2 separate regions of the Homo sapiens genome follow, and region 1 is linked to region 2. A link is a loop called in an ENCODE intact Hi-C map of the cell type or tissue named here. Cell type or tissue: IMR-90. All regions are shown on one strand.

What was found. Peaks named below come from ENCODE experiments on the same cell type or tissue, not always from the same donor. Only the 100,000 strongest peaks of a DNase experiment are listed, where the experiment ranks them.
Region 1: it touches region 2 in a loop (2.1-fold over the local background); 3 of 110 quality-filtered maps call a loop at or near these places.

What each region holds. Positions count from the first base shown.
Region 1 is chr1:162,709,234-162,717,233 of GRCh38, reverse strand. All of the region lies in intron 2 of DDR2 (discoidin domain receptor tyrosine kinase 2), which reads right to left. Among named protein-coding and RNA genes, the nearest start is that of HSD17B7, 77 kb to the left of the region's middle. RefSeq lists a silencer at 4,161-4,455. In IMR-90, no CTCF peak of the experiment used is centred here; no DNase peak of the experiment used is centred here; H3K27ac peaks cover 2,317 bases.
Region 2 is chr1:162,768,895-162,776,894 of GRCh38, reverse strand. It overlaps DDR2 (discoidin domain receptor tyrosine kinase 2), which reads right to left. Exons shown (of 18, transcript NM_006182.4): 12 at 6,383-6,593; 13 at 4,648-4,871; 14 at 3,299-3,426; 15 at 1,052-1,243; 16 at 525-759. Among named protein-coding and RNA genes, the nearest start is that of HSD17B7, 18 kb to the left of the region's middle. In IMR-90, no CTCF peak of the experiment used is centred here; a DNase peak (open chromatin) is centred at 4,134.

The DNA.
Region 1 (8,000 bases), 60 kb after region 2:
TGAAACCCCGTCTCTGTTAGAAATACAAAAATTAGCGAGGCTTGGTGGTGGGTGCCTGTAATCCCAGCTACTTGGGAGGCTAAGGCATGAGAATCACTTGAACCCAGGAGGTGGAGGTTGCAGTGAGCCGAGATTGTGCCACTGCACTCCAGCCTGGGCGACAGAGTGAGACAAAAAAAAAAAAACTGTTCTAGAATACAAAGTGATTTTTAAAAAATTCCCTCTGAGTAACACTAATAATCAAGCAAGCATTGGATGCAATATTAGAAATAGTATGTGACACAATATTATAAAGAGAGAAGAAATTCCCTTAAGCTGGAGTGATTAAGGAAGGCTTCATGGAGAAATAAATATCTGATCAGGTTCTTGAAGGATGGACAAGACTTTAATAGGCAATAACAGGGATGGAGTAAATCAGAGGATGACATGAGTAAGGAGTTTTCTTTTTCAGGAAACAGAAGCTTTCTAAGACAATTTCTAAGCAGTATAATACTGACACACCCAGAGGGGTTAAAAAAAAAAAAAAGCAATGTAGTCAGATGGTTTTGACTGAAGAGGATGGATCCAAAGCAAATAAAACACGGAAGATTTAAATGGCCCCATAGTGAGGGGCTGAGGGGTATGTGATCTACAACTACAAAGGGTGATGAGCATAGTTTCATAGCAATTGATTTGGATAAGATAAAATACATGTCTCAGTGTTCCTAGCCACTTCCAGCAACGGGAACACTATTTCCATAAATAAGTCCCTAAATAAACATGCCCAGAGAAAGAAACACACAGGTGAATCCTGGAGACATTGGTCTTGGCTATAGTTGAGCACTAACTCATGACCATAATCCAGGATGTCCTTCCAGAGAGACCCGAGCTCTTTGTAAGCAGCCATCCAGTAAGTGCTGAGGCCCAGGACTGACTTGGCTCACCGCCCTCTCCTAGCAGTCTTTTGCAGGACAGTCCTAGAATTCTCTCTCTCTCCTGTGGCACCTCTCTCATGGGTTACTGGCCGTAACTTCCTCCCCTCCATAACCTTCCCCAATAATTCCTTCTGCAAAGAATGTCTCCCACACATCATTTCCTTTCTTTCCTTCACCAAAACACATGCTTAATTTAACTCTACTGGATCCTTCACAACATTGTTATAAAATTATCCATTTAATCATTAACTTCAAAATGGTTCATTCTTATATTGCCAAAGTATTACTTTACATCGTGCACAAAGTATGTGCTCAAAAATGGTTTTTAACTGAACTAAGCCAAACCTACTAAGTGTTCAAAAAATGTTGACTAATTTACTTTTTGAAACTGTTGCCGGGCTTCAAGCTGCGAATCTCCAAAAGCAATAATTATTTTTCTGTTTTGCCTAAAATTAGATGACTGTCAGCTAACAAACAGAGCACTGTAAAGCACCTAGAAGTATTATACCTATACCATGTACTTCTACTACGAATCAGAGACCATCTCTTACAATATTCACAGTAACTCAATGAGGTTTGTTTTCAACAACAAGGAAGCTAAGGAGAAAGAGGTTAAAGCTAATCAGGTTACACACCTGATAGGTGACCAAACTCATATGTGAACCTAAGGCTTGTGTTACTTCAAAATCCACATGGGTTTTTGTTGTTTTTGTTGTTCCTTCTTTTGTTTTTGCTCATCATCACACTATATCATCCTTTGATCTGGGCTCCACCTACCTCACCAGAGCTGCCCTTCTCCTCATCCTCTCCACCTCAGTCACACTGGAGCTTCTTTTCTTTTTCTTCCATTTTCTTTTGCCTAAGGACCTCCGCCAAGAAGTTTCTCTCCTCTCTTTGCCTAGTTCAAATCTCTACTAAATGGTCACTTTCTCAGCAAAATATTCTCTCATCCCCTTGATTGTTACATGCTCTAAAAACATAATGTTTCTATATAGAAATGATCATAGTTTCTCATTATATATTCATTGCTGTGATTGTTTAATTTGTATTCCCCCCCAACACACACAAGCTCCATGTTCATTTTATTCGTTGTTGTAGTCTCAACACTACCAGAGTGCCTGATAAGTATTTGCAGAATGAATTAATGATTGCCTTGAGCCATATATTCAGTGACTACATCTGGTCATTCTAAATTCCATACCCTAAAAGGAAGTATCTCTAAAGCTTATTGTGAGCAGAATCACCCTTTTCTGCACCTTCGAATGAGTCTTTCCAAGGGTTCAATATTTAAACAATGTGACATGTGAACAGAACTCAAAAGTATACATGGAAGCATGTCAAGGAGCTGCTAGGAAAGCCCTTCTCTACCCACTTATTTAGTTAGTAGTACAAACCCCTTTGACAATTTATTTAAGCCTCAAGAAATAAAACTCAAAATGCAAACACCCCTGGTCAAGCCATTGGCCTTCATTCATTCATTCAGCAACTATTTTGTAAATATCTATTAGGTGCTATTACAGGTGATAAGCACATCAGTAAAAAAGGCAAAGAAGGTTCCTGCCAACATGGAACTTATAGTACATAAGAAAACAAGTAAATGAAGAAGAATTTTAAAGAAACATATGTACAGGGAAGAAAATAAAATAGAGTAATGTAACAGAAAGGGAATGAGAGCTGTTCTAGGTAAGGTGGCCAGCAAAGGCCTCTCTGAGTATGCAATTGGTATAGAAATAGATAAGCAGAACACTGAAGAGAATGAACAACCCAGAAAAGACTCATGAATAAATGGAAATGTACTACATGAGAAGGTGGGTATTTAAACTTGGTGAAGAAGTTTCAGATGCTTTAGTAGCCTTTTCAAAAGCAAATGAAGGTATATCTACACCTCACAAAAATGAGCCCAAAATGTAAAGATGGAACCATAAGAATATTTCAAGGAAAATCTAGAAAAATTTGCTATGAGCTAAAGATAAGGAAGGCCTGCACAAATGAGACATGGAAAGCAAAATCCAGAAATGAAAAGAATAATAAAAATTTCCACCAAAATTCAAAACTTCTTTAAGACCAAAAGACATCATAAACATAACATGTAAACAACTGGCTAAGATAAATATTTGAAATTGTATAATGAAATAACTTCTAGTATTAATAATCTCTATAAATCATTTTTTAAAAGCCACTAGAAAAATGGGCCAAGTAAATAAAAAGCATTCAACAGGGGAGACAATATAATGCTGTAAACATCTAAAAGTATTCAACCTCTCAAGTAGTCACAAAGACAAACATTAAAGCAGTAGTTGAATGCCAATTTTACCTATCAGACTGGCAAAATTTTAAAGTGTGATAATATAAACTTTGGCAATAATATGGCAAATGCATACTCTCATACTCTGCTGCTGGATATATAAATTAGAAGATAATTTCAATAAAAATACATATACCATAATTTCTATATCCCATTTATTCTTATTTACCCTAAAGAAAGACTTGTGTGTGTACACAATGAGGCATGCACAAAAAAGTGCTTTGCAATATATTTTTTAACAACAAAAACTTAGAAAAATGTCTACCAGTAGGATAATGTTATTAACTATAGAATATTCCTACTGTGAAATGCTATGCAATAGTAACAATGAATGCATTAGAGCTACTCACAGTTACAACGGTTGAAGTCTATGACATGTTTTTAGGTGAACAAGAAGGTTGCAAAGTTTATGTAAAGCACACTATATATTTTTATGATAGACACACACTCATGTACATTTATATATATATAAGATCTGGAAGATTAAACACCATGCTGACAGCAGTGGTTCCCTCCAAGACAGAGTTAGGAGATGGACTGCTGTATTTGTCAGAGGAGATTGTGAATGGTGATCAAAGGGAGACTTTAGCCTTATTTGTAATGTTTTGATTTTCAACAAGGAAAATGTGTTCCTTGTTAATGTCATTTATATTAGCTTTTCTGACAAAACCAAACAAAACATTTTTCCTGGAAGCAGGCTATCAGAATCTCAAGGACACTTTCTGTGCATTTCCGAGAGTTGGAGGTGTGGGGGGAACACGTCCTATACTTCAAGAATCACTTGTTGTATTGGGAAATGTCTTAGCACATCTTGCACATGAATAGAGTGGAAGAAGAAAACAGTTGAGAATTACTGCCTGTTTCTATTTTAGAATTCCTGAACTTTATCAGTTACTTATAGATGCATTACATCATTGAGCCTCACCACAATCCTGTGGAGAGAAATTATCATCTCCTTTTGACAATAGAAAAGTACGGCCCTAAGTCACTTCACCCTCAATTGAGGCTGTTTTACCTGGTCTGGCTGGTGCTTCCCATTCATTGTGCTGAATTAGAGTTGGCTTCTTTACCTGACTTTCTCTCAAGCCTGACCATGAGTCATTGAAGGTCAAGGATCTTGCATATCTCTATCTCGAAATGAGATTAATTTTGACTTGCTTGGGTCACTAAGTTAGAAGACCACAGAGTAAGAACTGGATCCCAGTTCGCCTGACTCCAAGGTCAGTGTTTCTAGGACCACAGCCCAATATTTACCAAAGAACATCAAGGAGCATGTGGCTCAGAGAGAATATGTCCTTTGTAGTAAAGAACCCACTTCCCTCTTCACAGTCAAAATCCTCTTCCCTAGCCAAGCTGGATGGACATTCCAAATTGATTTCAAAGGAAGTCATGGCTCAGGACTTCCCAGATCTGACAAAAGACCACCAGCTCTCCATCTCAGGACTGCCCCCACTGGGATCTGGACAGGCCATGTGTCAAAGCCACCAGGAAACCAGGAAGTAAAATGGAAGATCAGGCAGACAGGAGTGTGGCAGCCACAACTAGAAATTAGCAGCTCTCCAGGAAAGAAAAAAGCAAGAGTCTGAGAGGTTAAATGTCTCACAAATTATCTCTGTACTTGGGTGAGCTTCTAAAAGCCTTTTTCTGAGACACATTCAGGGCCAAATCATGGTGAAAGGGTAAGTTATCTGAACATTCTGCCTGACACAGTTCCAGTCCATGTAGGGTTCTTATAGGCAGGGTTTGCTCCTACCTATAAGAACTTCAATGAATATGTGGCTCATGGATGAGCCAGGAATATGTGGGCATCCTAGATCAGCTCTTGGTTGTACACACATGACACCATATTTCTCTTTTCCAACTGCCTTAGCAATCAGATCATTTCCCAAAACAAGCTTCACACTAGTGCTCAGATAGGATGGTATGGGGACACAGCTAGGAACCTTGGGAGATAAGTGCTGAAATGATTTTTGACCTGCCAAGTGAGAAAGAGTGAGCAGGAAGTTAAGTTCTCCTCTTGCCTGGTTTATACCCCTGGTGATCTCAGAGCAAGCCCCAGCACTCTGGACTGGTGGAAACAGCAGCCCTTCAGTGGTTCAAAACACAAGCCCTACTGCAATGTCTTTGCTTTAGATCTAAATACACATGATAGATTATATATGTATATACGTACATGTGTGCATGTGTGTGTATAAACATATGTGCATGTGTGTGTATATATGTATGTGTGTGTATATATATATAAATATATATTCAAATGATATAGATATGAAGAGAAACACCTTTGAAATGTAGCTATAATAGTGAACTACATTTCTTTGGAAAAATACCTCCATCATTTCCACCCCAGTGATAATATGGAAAGTAAGAAGAGCAGGCAACTCCTGGATCTTTTGCTCCAACAAAATGGAAAGTTTGAGTACCTCCATTCTTCCTAAGCCCCTCAGGAGTGACCATAACTCAAATATGGTAGAACTCTTTTTTCTCCAAGTCTGATCATTGCAAAAAACAACTTTTTCTCTGAAGCAGAACTAGGGGTATATCCCACTTTAAGAAATGCCTAAAGTTACCAAACTCATAAATCATGAAATGTTTATCTACACTACAGAATAGTTCTTCGCAAAAGGATTCAATGCCGGGTAACTTTGAATAAAAAATCCCACACAGTACATTTAAAATAACATTCAGTATATAAAAATATTCCATCTACTTACCAAACTCATAAATCACTAGATGAGTAGCCATTACAAAGTAATTCATCCCTTGACAAAAGAATCCAGTGCTGGGTTCCTTTGAATAGCAAATCTTTTCAGTACATTCAAAATTGATGCAACATACCAAGATCCAGTTTATACCCAACTTTTCAGGAATACAGCTTGTGTAAAAAGCAAGACATGTCTGATTTGGTAGACAGCCATTCTCTCCACGGAGTCCATTTTTCCAGATCCAAAAGCTAGGGACTATCTGAGGTGGCCTCGACTTTGCTGAAGAATGAAAATTCAGATTTCCCCCAGGGATCTTGACACTGAGCCTGTGATCTGGACTGGAGAGGAAGTGCTGGCCCTCCAGGAAAATCATCTGTGGCCTGTAGCCCAGGCCAGGCCTCTCCACCTAAGCTCAAATGCACCTCCCCTGCAGGAAAGGTAGGACCCTGGAAAGGCTGGAGTATGAAGGGGAAAAGAGATAAAGGGACTGAGGTCAAGTTGGGGCAGGCAAATACAATGTTTGTGTGTGTGTGTGTGTGTGTGTGCATGACTGTGTGTGGCACTTGCATTTGTGTGTGTTGAAGATTAAGATTTGGTGGGGAGAAGAACACCCCCATGATTTAGGGCTATGTATTTTAATTCAGGGGCCATTCAGGGCATTTAAATCTTGTTTTTCCTCTCTGCTGAGTCATTTTCATTTCAGATTAAACAAATATGAAGAGCAGTTTTGGAGTATTTCATATTAAGCAAACAAATATGCAGAAATGAGCTTGGTTTTGGCAAGAGATGGGCCCTCAAACACATACACAGAAACAAACAGCAGAGCTGTCCCAAACATTCTCATCTCATGTTCTGTTTCTATTCCTGAGGATTTGTTGAAGTTTTCCTAACTCTCAACTTTCCTCTGGGAGTCCCAACCTCGTGATTCTCAAAATGCAGCCCCTCAGTGTGGAGCCAAAGGCCCAGAATGACCCCTTCCGTAAGTATCTGGGCACATAGGATGTGCCCCAGGTGACCTGAGGTGACCCACACTGGATGAAATAGCAAGCTCCACTTCTGCCTTTGTTATAAGACTACTTTGCTCCCCTCCATCTCAGCCTTTCCTTCTGTAAAATGAGATGCTAGAGTTTGTAGGAGAGGTGAGGGGGGAAAGTGCTAGATGGCTATCTTATTCTCTCACTCCTTTCTAAGAAGACAAGAAGATGTTGAGTCACATGACTATTATAGAAAACATCCCTCTTCCAGGGGCAGAATGGAGTCACAGAACATTGACTGCATTACTTCATTCACCTAGTTTCCTGTCTGTACTGTACACACTGGAAATGTCAAATCTAACGTCTTCATTTGATTACTGGGAGGAAGAAGGAGAGAAAATGCAAACTGAAGGCAGAGCATTTTCCAGATACAAAACAGTATTTTAGAAGTGTTATCATCCAGTATCCCTCAGTCTGCTAAGACCCTGGACAAGTTATTCAACCTTGGTGAGCCCTAGCAATCTCTAGCTTTTCATTTGGATCTTTTACTCTCACCTCTGACTTGCTGGAAACTTTTCTGCATGTGAGTATCTTTCCCAACCAGCTCCTCTCATTTTCTTTCCCACCGTACCTTCTGTCCCAGGCTCCGCAGCCCTTGGAAGCATGTGCTGGTGAGCAGAAGGTCATCTTTCCACATTACTGGGCACAAGAGGGTCAGCCTGAGGGACTGTGGTCAGAGGCTTTTGGAAGCAACCAAGGAAACATGCCAGCCCTCAAAATCATAGAACCATACGGTAAAAACCTGAAGGGACCTGAAAGCTCATCTTTCTCAATTCTCTCCAATTGGAGGTGATAAAAATAAGGCAGCCCAAAAAGCAAAGTGACCTCCCCAGGGGCAGCAGCTGCTCACAGGCAAGGCCAGGCCCCTGGTATTCCAGCCTAGCACTTGTTCTCTTATCACGCTATCCCTATTAGCCCAACTTCCTGTTTTTCCTTCCTAAAACTCTGAGCCACCCATACCTTCTTTAGGCCCTGTCTGTCTCTGATAACTGGTTTCTTTAAACCAGATTGAAGTTACTTCCCTCCACCCTCTGAGCCCCTG
Region 2 (8,000 bases):
TACCTCTAATAGAGATATTTGGGAAAAATTACTCACTTATGGTATGGAATATCAAGAATCAAATAAAAATTATAAAGCAAAGAATGATGAACTTAAAAAGAACATGTTGAAAAGTATTGAAATACAATTATAGGAATTAGTCTATGTAATTATGAGAAACATGCTTATGAAACTAATGGAGAAGAAAATATTTTGTATAGGTAACATTTCTTTAAATGATAAGGTTTTTAATATCTTAAATTAAGAACAATCACTAGGTAGAAATGATAAAGAGAAACAAAGATAATAAATCTCTTATACTTTTTAACTTCTCTCCCTAAATTTTTATGTGTGTTAATTTTTTAGCAGAAATAGGCAAGCATTAAATAATAAGAATTAGTACACAAAGAAAATAATTTCAAATCAGAGAAAATACTACAGTCTATTGAGTTTGCCTCCTGCTGTCTCAGGTTTGTCTCCACGTGTCATGCATGTGAGCCCACAAGCCAGTTGTTAGACAGGGCTTTAAAATGCTGAGAACTTACCAGCAAGATACTCTCCCAAGACATCCAGCGGATAGGGAGCACTGCCCGGCCCTGGATCCGGTAATAGTCACCACTGTACAGGTTCCTGCTCATTCCAAAGTCAGCTATCTTGATTGTGTAGTTCTTACCCACTAAACAGTTTCGTGTGGCCAGATCTCGGTGAACAAAATTAAGAGAGGAAAGGTACTTCATGCCAGAGGCAATTTGGGTAGCCATAAACTTCAGATTGGTGTAACTGAGGAAATAGACAAGAAGACAGAAGGTAGCCTATGGAAACAGGAAGATGTGAAAGGTACACATTCTAAAATGGTATCAACAAACTAGGGTTGAAAGCTCAACATTCTTTCTCTACTCTTGATGAATCCCTTGCGTTTCCCCAAAGGGCAGCTGCTCCATTATTCCCTGCACACTGACTTCCCCCACCATCCCAGAACATTGATACACTTTAAGGCTCACTGCTCCCTATTTTCAGATCCCAGGTTACTCTCATGACCACAGGGAGGAGAAGGAAGACCTGGCTTGTTTACCTGACAGTGCGTACATCGCTGGAGGAAGAATTAGGGGGCTCGTGGCGGGAAAGAAACTGATTGAGATCTCCATTCTCCATGTATTCAGTGATCATACAGAGAGGGTCATCAGTGATACACACAGCTAATAGATGGATGATGTTTGGGTCCTTGAGCCGAGACATGATCTTTATCTCCTTAAGAAAATCATTCCTTGGGAGGATACAGACATAGATAAACTCAGAAGTTGCCAGAGTCAGAATCAAGAGAGAGAAGAATGCACACCAAGGCCTATTCCTGGACATTATGCCAAATCTTGTTTCCCTTTGGATAACTTTTGAGAGGACAGAGAAATTGACACCTGGATCTGTCTCATTCTATTCCTCCTGAAATATCATGGGCCCTTATTCAATTGTAATGTTTTTGAGAACAAGATCCATGACTTATTCACATTTCTATCCCTCACATCTAACAAAATCCCTGCCACACAGAAAGTGATTAATATTTGCTGAATCAAAAATAGGCTGCTAAAAACCACTCTACAGAGTAAAATGTTTCACTGAAAATCATATCTTAAGTGCACGAGGATATTTACCTTTTTTTTTTTAAAGCCATGGAGTCACTCTATTACTAGTGAAGAAACTTTGTATGATGTGAACAACCATCTTTGGCTTATCTGATTACTCTTTATTTTCTCATACTGACTTTTCTTAATGCAGTACGAACCATCAGTCAGTTGCAACATGTATTTAGTAGCCTGTCGAAAACAGAGCTCTTTAAAGGCTGTGGTGGTAATCATGTCAAAAGAAGTATTCATTTGACCAAGACTAATAATTGTTTGAGTACATGGTGACAGACACCCTTGGGTCATAAAGTAGCAAGATTTTGTTAGTGAGGCCTCTAGCCCACATTCCCAAAACTGTTGGAGCAGATGAGTTATAAGCCCTCCAAGAGTTTGCTAGGAATCCTGGACTGGAAGTCATACTACGTCAATATAAACCACTGGAATCAATGCCGTCCTGATGCAACACCTCCCCTCTTTCATTCCCCCTTCCGTCTCAAACCAGGGGTTTCCATGGCTTGGGAGGGTTTGCAGTCATGGCCATCCATCATTGCTAAGGACACAGGTGGAGGAATGGCAAACTTCACCGATCGGAACAACGGAGAAAGGCTTTGTCATATCCTATGTCCTGTGGTTTGGTTTGGTTTTGTTTCCCCTCATGCCACTTTCTCCAATCATGTGCTAAGATTAATATAAGAAATACTTCGTCTCTCTATAAGACCCAGAGAATGTCACTTTTTATTCTTACCAGTATCTTAAAGATTGAAATTATCAGTTAAATTTCTAAAGCCTCCAGTTTCATTTCCTCACCTTTCTCTCTTCTTTATCTTACATCTTGTCCATTGCAAGACTTTTAATGAAGTCTATCACCATTCTTGGAATTTATGATAATTTGGAAAATAAGAATAATAAACTTTTTTTCACTATGAATATCAGTGAGACAAATCAAGACAACACAAATGGGAAAATGCATATGTTATCCAGGTGTGGAGATTTCTCTGGGACACATACAGCCAGCTTTCAACCAGCTTGTCTCTCTGGGTGAGGATTAACTCACCATTATTGTAATGGAAAGGCTGTCAGACAATGAAGTGTGGCTGGAAACTGCAATTTATGTAGAAAAAGATCCAAGAGATTATTAGCCAGTTTGGAAAACTGCTAGAGAACTGTGGATCCTTTTGCTTTGAGGTTCATAGATAATTTTCCAAATAGAGGTAGCTTCTCATTTTGAGGGTTGCTCAAATAGAAGAAAAGGAGCATAAAAGAGAAAAAAGGGATGAGAAAATAAATAGAAATGTGAAAAAAGGAGACTGGAAGAGGCTTAGCAAGAAAGTCATGTGTGATTCTGAAGACTTTGTCAAGAGGAGGTAATGACATGCAGGAGTATGTCTGTGTATAAAGACCAAAGAAGTACACATTTAGACAGTTGTATATGTTGGGAACAAGTACAGTGCTTGTGCACAGGGGGTTAGGAAGTAAATATGTGGCAAGTACAATGGAAAATGTACCTTTGTGTTTGAGAGAGGTGGAGAAAAAGATGAGGACTGCCGACCCCATCGGAATAAGAAAAAGGATAACAGTGGAAATGGGAGGCAGCTCACTGACCTTCCCATCTCAAAAGAAAAAATTGCTCAGAAGTATCCAGGAGTATTCCTGGTCCTAAAGATGAAATACCTAAAGGAAAATTCAAAATGTAGACCACAGACCTGGCATTCTTGTTGGCATCTGCTCGGAGCATTTTCACAGCCACCAGGACAGGCTGGTTGGCACTGACATCTAGGGCAAAATCTTTGTCTTTGAATTTTTCCATTCCCTCCACTTCACAGAGATGAACCTAGACAAAAGTCATCTAGTCTCAGCATCATCATTTCTCCTGAAGATGTCTCAGTACTCTTGCTGGGCATTTCCTGGAGATAAACTAACTCTTACAACTCAGGCAAAATGATCAAAAGACCAATAAGAAGATATGTGTAACATATCTATGATTCAAATAATTGATAAGATTTAAAACAATGGTAAAGTACCCAGCTAATGTGCCACTCTCCTGCCTTAGAAATACACATTGCTTGGAACACTAAGTGAATGAATGAATCAATAACAATATTATATTACAGCATAGCCCAATATAAAATGTCTTTTATTACAAATGCTTGAACTTCGATTCATTAGTCACTGGATCATGTAAAACGTAAGGCAATTTCCTAAAATAATCCCTTAGTATAGGGTTTAGCATTATAAGAAACTCCTGTCTATTAGTAACAGTATAACAGATGTGGGTTTTCAACCCAGGGGACAGAATGAGTACATGTCACACCATGAACAGATAACATGGGTCCCTCAACCTCTTGCAACACCAGACCTATCTAAGGAGAGAACATGAGATCCACACTGAAAACCAATAACATGTCTTAGGAAACCAAATGTTTTATTTGGAGTTTAGACGGCAGTGGTGAAGAGTTCCTATTAGAATTCAAAACATTGCTTTGAGCTCCCAGAAGGTTCATGTGACTGATGCAAGAATGAAAAGTTTAATAATGCATGCATCACTCTGAGGGCAAATGAAAAGAGTACTCCTCCTTATCTTAGTTGGTGATTCATTCCCTAGTGGCTGATTCTGGGACCAAAGGCAGGGGCGAGGTTGTTTTTGACCATTTTACATATAACTCCCATTAAAGGGGAAAAAAACAAAGTGGCTATTGAGTAGCAGAATGTTCCTGGACAGTTCATAAAAGATGATCACATCTTCTGGATCCCACCCTCCATAATCTATTGTAAACATTTTTGAAAATATTGAATGTTTTTCAAGATATCTGAAGTCTAGTGACTTGCCTGCCTTAAAAACTCCTATATAGAAATCAGAAGTCCCAGGAACTCCACAGCTATTTGACAAAGATTAGGTTGACCCAATACTGAAATCCAGAGGACAATGCAAGGAGAGACAAATGGAAGAGACATTCTGTTGTGAATCCACCTCTGGAAGGGACTCTTTGTTCTACTGATCATTTTTATCCAACCACCTTCTTCGAGCTATAAGGGAATCAAAGAATCAACTCACCTCCCCAAACTGTCCTTCTCCCAGCTTCTCTTTGAAAGTTAGGAGTTTCCTGGGGAACTCCTCCACAGCCACATCTTTTCCTGAGAGCAGGTCCATGGTGACGGCAGGCACTGAGTATGTGTTGCCTCCTGTCACTCCTTGGAGGTTCACTATGTCAGCCTCTGCATAGTGGGGCACCCCCTCAGGGCCACTGGGCTGGACTGGCTTCACAACACCGCTGCAGCCTGGGAAGACAAGGGCAACGAGCCCTCATTCCGTGGAGTGTCTTTGGAGATCTCTTCAGGAAGGAACTCTGAGAGGAGGGCTAAAACATGCCCCTGTGAAAGCCTAACCTGCTTCATGACATTCTTACTTGGAAAATGGTTTTGCTTCCTCTAGAGATTTTCTTGTGGCCTACAGAATGTAGAACATCATTTTATTTCTCATTCTTTTCCTCATAATACATGATCATTAACAAATTCTGTGGCTAAACTTGTGGAATTGTGTGGTGAAGCTATAGGAAGGCTCATGGTATATCAGGGTGGGAATATTAAAGGTTGAAGGTTTAATAACTTATTTCCTTAATTTTAAGACACTGTTATTGACTTAAAAACTGATTTTAGGTATAAAAAACTTTCAGATTAAAGACATATGATCTAGCTTAAGACATATTCTAACTTAAAAAAGCCTTAAAATATGAAGTGGGGGATGTTTTAGACTTAGGAAATAGGTAAATTACTTCCATTCACCCCAAGAAATAAATTAGTTTATATCCTTTATTCTTGCTGTCTCTGTGAAATTACTTGAATTTAGCATGCTCTTTCATGTCTTCTATCCATTGAATAATAAAATAGATGCAAGTTTCCTTTTATCCTTTGAAAAGACCCCTTCAGGCTCCTTCCTATAAAATCCTATGCTCTTGAATTTAGTCCTGTCTGCTTCTACATCCAGCTCAGGCCTAGCTCCTCTCTCCTGAACACTACAAGTTCTTTTCTACTGACTCGGGTCCCTCAGGTTGATGATCTTATAGAAAAGTTGCTCTGAGCTAAAGAGGTGACTCCAGCTTCCCTTCTGATATGACTCTGCATCATTTTTTGAAAGACATCGAAATTTGAATCAACTGACACTACTTACTGTTTTACCTGTTTTATTGTTTTATTTCAATGCTTTTATTGAGAAAAGGTGAGAAATGTTTTACTCTCATAATAAAATCTCATATTACTCTAATAAACGTTTACCAAAGAGAAATTCACAAAAAATAGATAACTCAAGTAGTTATTTATTTTAGTTATTTAAATGGCTACACCACTGGGAATTTTGGAATGTCTTTAGCTTCATTTATTTATTTATTTCTCCAGGTAAAAATCTAGTCCTGCCTTTACCCACTCATGAAATTTGGTGTTGGGTGAGTACTCTATCTGGACTTTCTCACTTTCCCGACATGTAAAATGAGGTTAGACTGGTTGGACTGTTTAGGTTCTTCTGGTGTCAACACCTAATTCACATGTTTTATTATTTTTTTCTTTCTTTTCTGGTATGTGGGTCCCTCCACACATCTTATATTCAGTAGCAAAGGAGAGTTGCTCAAATTAGGCCAGGAGCAGCGGCAGACCAAATCTAGAAAGAGAATGTGGACTTCTCAGGAGGTTAGCAGAGACTAAAAATAGATGCAATGAACTGGGAGCAGGCGTGTCATACCTACCTGATGCTTGCTGAGGTTTCTCCCTTGACACCCTGCCCACCACATCATCCTCACCTGACTCCTCCTCCCCTGGAGCAAATTCTGGGAGTTTTCGTATCAGCCTGGATGGCTCCTGGTAGTCAGGGCGAAGGGGAAAGATGCGATCGTAAGTCGAGTTGGACCCTTGTTCACTAGGTGATGAGGAGCGGTTATTGTTGAACATGCTAGAATCACTTGGCAGGGAAAGGCTGACTGTCATTTCATCATCCAGCATCCTCCGAGAAGCCTGGAAGAGAAGAGCAAGGAGAAAGGCATGTTGGCACAAAAGAGATGGTCAATGCCTCCTCTTCTTAAACTCAGCTCTCCCACTCAAATGAAATAACTCTTTACTACTGTTTAACCCCAGCAACACTGCACGTGCTAGGAATGCAGTCTGGTTCCACAAATGCCTGTGTTGTAGGAACTTAGAATAATCCTTCATTTCTTCAAGGTAGAATTTGATCTTCTAATTTCTATGATGTGCTTTCTGAAACACTTAAAAAAAAAAGATTATCTCCCTGTTGCTATAAGAACCCATCAGTAGCCAAAGATCTCAATCTTATAGAGTTTTCTATGTTTTATTAAATGATGGGTTTTCCTGGCTTACCCTTTAACTACTTGGTTTTGGAATAGACATAAATTGTTTATTAACTTAATGCATGTGCTATAACATGATGAATCAGTAGTTCTACTTGATCATTTTGATACCCTAGATTAGGATAATACCCACCACTGACCCATATTTTCACTAACCAAAAATAAAATGGCTACAACATGGGACAGGAAAGCCCTGGGTGTCCAGAGATAACAATGTGACTTACACCTAATAAGGGAGGGAGAACAACAAAGCAACTACTTCTGTGGTATCTTATCTAATATAACCTGCCTGCTCCATCAAAAGGCAAATGCCAGCATTTGCATGTATGTGACTATTTGGGTTTAAACATGTAAAATGCTCCACTCCAACAAACACAGCTTTGGTGCTCAATGGCGAAACTTAGATGTGCACTTTTCCACTAGACTGAAGGTCTTTTGTTGCAGTAATATCCCCAGTACTAAGCATGAAGCTCAGAACAAAGTAGGTACTCAATATATGTGGGTTAAATCTCTCAAAGAAGGAATGTTGAGGACACCACCAAAATTATCCTACAAATAATGCTACATACAGTCTACAGCTATGTTAAGTAATGTTCTTAGAATGTATGTGTGTACTTAATGATTTTCCACATAAAATTTTGTTCCCAGGAAGAAACACTGGGTGTCATTCCAGAGCACCTTGAGTCATCTTACTCAGGATGTACAGGGGTAGAATTTCTTGGAGGACCAAGTTAAATATTCAAGGGCAAAATGTTTGCTCTACCTTTTACCTGGAGATTCCAACATTTCTCTCTTAGCCCATGAAGATATTCCAACAGGCCTCAGAATAAAGACTCAGAGAAGTATGGTAAATTGTGGCTCAAATAAAGAGAAAAAGAGCTCATATAGCAGAGAACACAGACTTTCCCCCTTGGCTAAAATGTGGTCCTAACAGACTATTTAAGAAGGTCACATATCCTCTTCAAGCAGTTCAATGAACCTTCAGTTCACCACCACCCTCACTCTGGAATACCTCATTAAACACTAGTGTTTTCCAGCATTCTAAAGGAGGAAAAAT